2 separate regions of the Homo sapiens genome follow, and region 2 is linked to region 1. Evidence: read pairs that join two places in POLR2A ChIA-PET (ENCODE). Cell type or tissue: MCF 10A. All regions are shown on one strand. Region 1 holds the start of FAF2 (Fas associated factor family member 2). Region 2 overlaps FAF2 (Fas associated factor family member 2).

Region 1 (2,500 bases):
CGCTGGGATTACAGGCGTGAGCCACAGAGCCCGGCCGACACCATTTTTAAACGGAAAGATTTCATATGCAGATCCAAATTTGCAGGGTTTTTGTTTTGTTTTGTTTTGTTTTTCCAATTAGCACTTTTTGGGGGTTGTGTTTTAGGGCGTACCATGTGCTGTTTTTCCAGGACGTCGTGGTTTGTGCAGACCTGGTAAGACCTGATAAGTCCTGAAAGAAGTAGCCAAAATTTCATGTACTCTTCACAGAACCAGCTCTCAAAGCCTTTTCTGTCTCACCGGATCAACCCTGCAAGGGGACGAGGGTGGGGCGCAGGCGGCCGAGAGCCTTGCTGAGAATCACACAGGTGGTCAGTGGAAAAGCGTGTACCAGACCCAGGCCTCTCTGGAAGGTGGGCAGAGGAGGCGTTCGGCGGGAGAGGTGGAAATGAAAACGGGAAATCTAAAGAGAGGTGGCGGACTAGAAGGGGCAAGGGACGTGCAGAGGAAGATAGAGATTGAGGGGTGGTGATAGGGTAGTGTAAGCAGCAGAAGGGAAGGGCAGGGGACTGCCTCGAGGAGAAGGGGCGGCGGCAGCACGTCAGGGGCTTTTGGGGAATCTCATTCAACAAATGGCAAAATGGAGCCCAAGTGGTTTGCCCAAGGATGTCCAGCAGTTGGCAAGGTGGCAACTAGAACCCGCGTCTCCTAATCCCGGTCCAGGGATCTTTCTTCGCCTGTCACAGAGACAAGGGGCCAGTGCAGCGCTAGTGCGGAGAGACAAGGCTCCAGGCACGGAAAAGCAGATGCCGGGCCGGGGTTCCAGCGCCGCAGTCACGGCGGTGGACGGCAAGCTGTGCGGACGACTGGGGGCGCCATGAATGGTCGAGGATCCGGGGAGCCGAGTCCAGATCTTCCTGCAAGTGACCCCGAAGCGGCAATGGAACGGTGGCCGAAGTCTGCCCACAGCTTCCGCTTCGAAGGCGGCGTCGGAAATGCCGCGCCAGTATCCAGAGCCCTTCGGAACCTCCCGAGAGATGGTCAGGAGCTTTTGGAAACTTTAGGTCAGGGGCCAGCGACCAAAAGGCTGGTATTTCGGAACGGCTGCGTCTCCCGAGAAACCTCCAAGAGTATCTGAGGTTGCCGGAAAATGGTTAGAGAGCAGCCGAAATCAGCCGAATGCCATTCGGGATGCTCCGGAGCTTCTCGAGGCACATTCGGGCCCTCTCGGCTCTGCAAGACTGCACTGGAATCTTAGGTCTCCTTTCGTCGCCTAATCTTAGCAGATCCTTTCGTCGCCTAAATGGTAAGAGCGACTTGTACCGACAGTCCCTCGGCAATTTCCGGAAGTGTTCGGGATAGGCCCGAGCGTGGCGCCCTCTGGCGGCGGCCAGAGGTGGCGGGGGGCGGGGGGAGGTTAGTGGGCCAGCGCGCGCAGACGCAGTTGCGCGCCGGCGGCCGTTCAGACCGGATGTGGTTGTGGCTGAGGTCAGTTCCGGCGGGTGACGGTGCGGACGGGTCAGGAGCGTAGAGGCGGCGGCAAAATGGCGGCGCCTGAGGAGCGGGATCTAACCCAGGAGCAGACAGAGAAGCTGCTGCAGTTTCAGGTAGCAGCGAGTACTCGGTGCAGCAGATGCCTCCGTGGGATGGGGAGTAGGCCCCTAGAGGAGTTCAGAACCCTCCTCAGATTGGGTTCAGATCCTTCTCAGACCAGCAGGCCGGCCCCCTCCCCCCCAGACTCCAACTGCCCTGATTCCCCCGGCCCCCAAGCCTCTGTTGGACCCTAGCCTTCCAGCCATCGCTGCGGGCAGACCCGCCTCGTCTGTGCCTCTGTGCCCTCAGCGTGTCAGCTTCCCTGGTTTGCCTTAGCGGCGTCAGTCCTCAGCCATCCTTCCCAGCCCGGTTATCGGTCGGACCCTCTCCGCCCAACGAGTCTATATCTGCCGGAGAAGCTTAGTCCCCACCGCGGAGTTGGCGTCATTTCGGGTCTCTGACAGGAAAACCTCCTGCCAGCATCCCATGCCATTTCCACATACACTCCCACAAACTGGGGCCTCTTGGATACCAGGTTTCGTGTTGGGGGTTCCGGTCGGGGAGGGGGCACCTACACACAGATCTGGTCCCCGCCCTAGAGGTGTGGGAGGACACCAAGTGAGGAAACAATGCAAGATGATAAGTGTCATCAGTGGTCTGTCGGGATTTATTACTTTTGGCTTATTCCTGGATTCCTGTGCTTAACTATGCTTGAGGAGGGTGGTAACTTGCAGAAATGTTATGTTAATACAAGATGTTGTATTAAGAACATTTGCCACTGATCACTTACCCCTGAGCTGGAGAATGGTTGGAGGATACCACTAGGGTGGGTAACCTTGGCACTTTGTTACCAGTTTCCTTATCTCTGAAAGGACTGTCTTAAAAATGTCTACCCCCAGGCCAGGAGCGGTGGCTCACGCCTGTAATCCCAGCACTTTGGGAGGCCAAGGCCAGCGAATCACGAGGTCAGGAGTTCGAGACCACTCTG
Region 2 (2,500 bases), 53 kb after region 1:
TTTACAGGAGGAAAAGGAAAGGAAGTTGGAATGCCTGCCCCCTGAACCTTCCCCTGATGACCCTGAAAGTGTCAAGATCATCTTCAAATTACCTAATGATTCTCGAGTAGAGAGACGATTCCACTTTTCACAGTCTCTAACAGTAAGGACCACCTAAGTTCTGTGAAGTGTATGTAGCATCTGGGCTATAGATTTGGAGCTTTTACTGACTCTTGAGAGTGGTGTTGGTGTATCTGCTGCTCTGATGAACAGGGAACAGAGAGAGAGAGAGAGAGATGGGTATGCCATCCGTGGACACCAGGAAGAGTACCGAGGACTGCTGTAGGCTCCTTCAGTTCTAGTTTCCAACTCAAAGCAATTTTTAAGTTTTTGTTTAATTATGTTTCGGCTCTGCTAAGAAAAAAAGGTACCTTACATAAGTCCCTCAAAAGACTTGTGTGTTTGAAGATGGGAGGCTCTTCCATGCTGTCTTCCTGCATTGGCTTCAGAATCCCACCAGAACCCCTGCTCTGTAGGAAAAGCTCTGTCTCCAGTGACCTAAAAGCACTGAAGTGACATATCTGAATATAAGTGCACTTGCAGTTTGGATGCAGTTGTCTCTCTCTTTCTACTCAGCCCAAAGGAAGCCCCATTTTCTGAGGCTACTTTATGTATATGATAGCCATGTGATAGTGTTTGTCATTTCCACATGGAAGTCATTAAAAGCAGAAACTCAAGAGCCTCACAGCATGAGGATCAAATTTTCATTCTTCCAGGGTTACTAGATGTGTTTCCTTAGTCAGTTTATTTAATTTCTAAGCCTCAATTTCTTCATCTGTAAAATGGGTTTAATAATAAGCACGGCTGGGCCCCGTGCTCATGCCTGTAATCCCAGCACTTTGAGAGGCCGAGGTAGGTGGATCATTTGAGGTCAGGAGTTTGAGACCAGCCTGGCCAACATGGTGAAACCTCGTCTCTACTAAAAATACAAAAATTAGCTGGGCGTGGTGGCACGTGCCTGTAATCCCAGCTACTCGGGAGGCTGAGGCAGGAGAATCACTTGAACCCGGGAGACGGAGGTAGCAGTGAGCCAAGATTGCAGCACTGCACTCCAGCCCGGGCAACAGAGACCCTGTAAAAAAAAAAAATAAATAATAATAATAATAGGCACTCCCTAGTAGGATTGTTGTTAGAATTAAATTCTTAACATTGTGCCTGGCTCCTAGTAAGTGCTTAAATACTAACTACTATTTTTGGTATTTGTAACCAAAAGAAAATTTATTTAAACTGAGAGTCAGTATGTTGCCTTTGCAAATTTATAGCTATAGTGGATTCTGCAGTTTCCCTGATCGCTCAGAATAATCAAGGGTAAACCTCATAATTAAAAGAGGATGCACTGTAGTCAGGTGAGGCTGGTTAGTACATTCATTGCTTCTGCCTGTTTAACTGGACAACATTGGGCAAGTTGCAAAATTCTACAGGGCCTCAGATTTCCCATTAGTGAACTAGAACTGTAATCTGCCCTCTGATAAGTTTAAACTGAACATAGGTATGTCATGCAGTGAGCCAGATACTCTAGGGATCATTTAGATGAGTGAGACATGGTTTTGGAATTCATGGAGCTTATTGGCCAGTACAGAATGTAAGACTCAGAGAACTAATACAGAATTAAAGTTATGAAACATTTTGTTAAGAGAGAAGCAAATAGCTTCCTTGTTTTATTTCTCTCTCATTTATGCATTTATTTATATTGGGGGAAGTGCTTATGTCTCTAACTTTGTTTGTTTTGAGACAGAGTTTCGCCTTGTCACCCTAGCTGGATTGCAGTGGCACTGTCGCAGCTCGCTGCAACCTCTGCCTCCTGGGTTCAAGCAATTCTCCTGCCTCAGCCTCCCGAGTAGCTGAGATTACAGGAAGCCGCCACCATGCCTGGCTAATTTTTGTATTTTTTTTAGTAGAGATGGGGTTTCACCATGTTGGTCAGGCCGGTCTCGAACTCCTAACCTCAAGTGATCCACCCACCTCGGCCTCCCAAAGTGTTGGGATTATAGGCGTGAGCCACTGCACCTGGCCCCATGTCTCTAACTTTGGATTTTTAAATTGAGATAATGTGGATGCGCCTCACACAGTATCCACCATGTAGTAGGTGGTTATTAGCGTTAATTTCCTTCCCCTGGTGTCCCATTTCTTAACTATGGGTTTGTGTATGTATTTTAGCTTTCATGTTCACTAGCAATTTTGCTATTGTACACACGAATTACATGGAATTTCTACCCTAAAAATTCTGATAGATAAAACTATATATGAAAAACCTAGGCCAGGCGTTGTGGCTCACGCCTATAATCCCAGCACTTTGGGAGGCCGAGGCAGGCGGATCACCTGAGGTCGGGAGTTCAAGACCAGCCTGACCAAAATGGAGAAACCCTGTCTCTACTAAAAATACAAAATTAGCTGGGTGTGGTGGCATGTGCCTGTAATCTCAGCGACTTGGGAGGCTGAGGCAGGAGAAACGCTTGAGCCC

The links. Peaks named below come from ENCODE experiments on the same cell type or tissue, not always from the same donor. Only the 100,000 strongest peaks of a DNase experiment are listed, where the experiment ranks them.
Region 2: POLR2A ChIA-PET joins it to region 1 with 11 read pairs; 8 of 35 experiments call an interaction of 5 or more read pairs at or near these places.

Annotation. Positions count from the first base shown.
Region 1 is chr5:176,446,885-176,449,384 of GRCh38, forward strand. It overlaps FAF2 (Fas associated factor family member 2), which reads left to right and starts at 1,501. Exons shown (of 11, transcript NM_014613.3): 1 at 1,501-1,586. The coding sequence starts at 1,524. RefSeq lists enhancers at 882-1,071, 1,152-1,211, 1,522-1,581 and a silencer at 1,392-1,441. In MCF 10A, a CTCF peak has its summit at 1,367 (motif pointing left); a DNase peak (open chromatin) is centred at 1,257.
Region 2 is chr5:176,500,005-176,502,504 of GRCh38, forward strand. FAF2 (Fas associated factor family member 2) reads left to right here. Exons shown (of 11, transcript NM_014613.3): 10 at 1-142. Among named protein-coding and RNA genes, the nearest start is that of RNF44, 36 kb to the right of the region's middle. In MCF 10A, no CTCF peak of the experiment used is centred here; no DNase peak of the experiment used is centred here.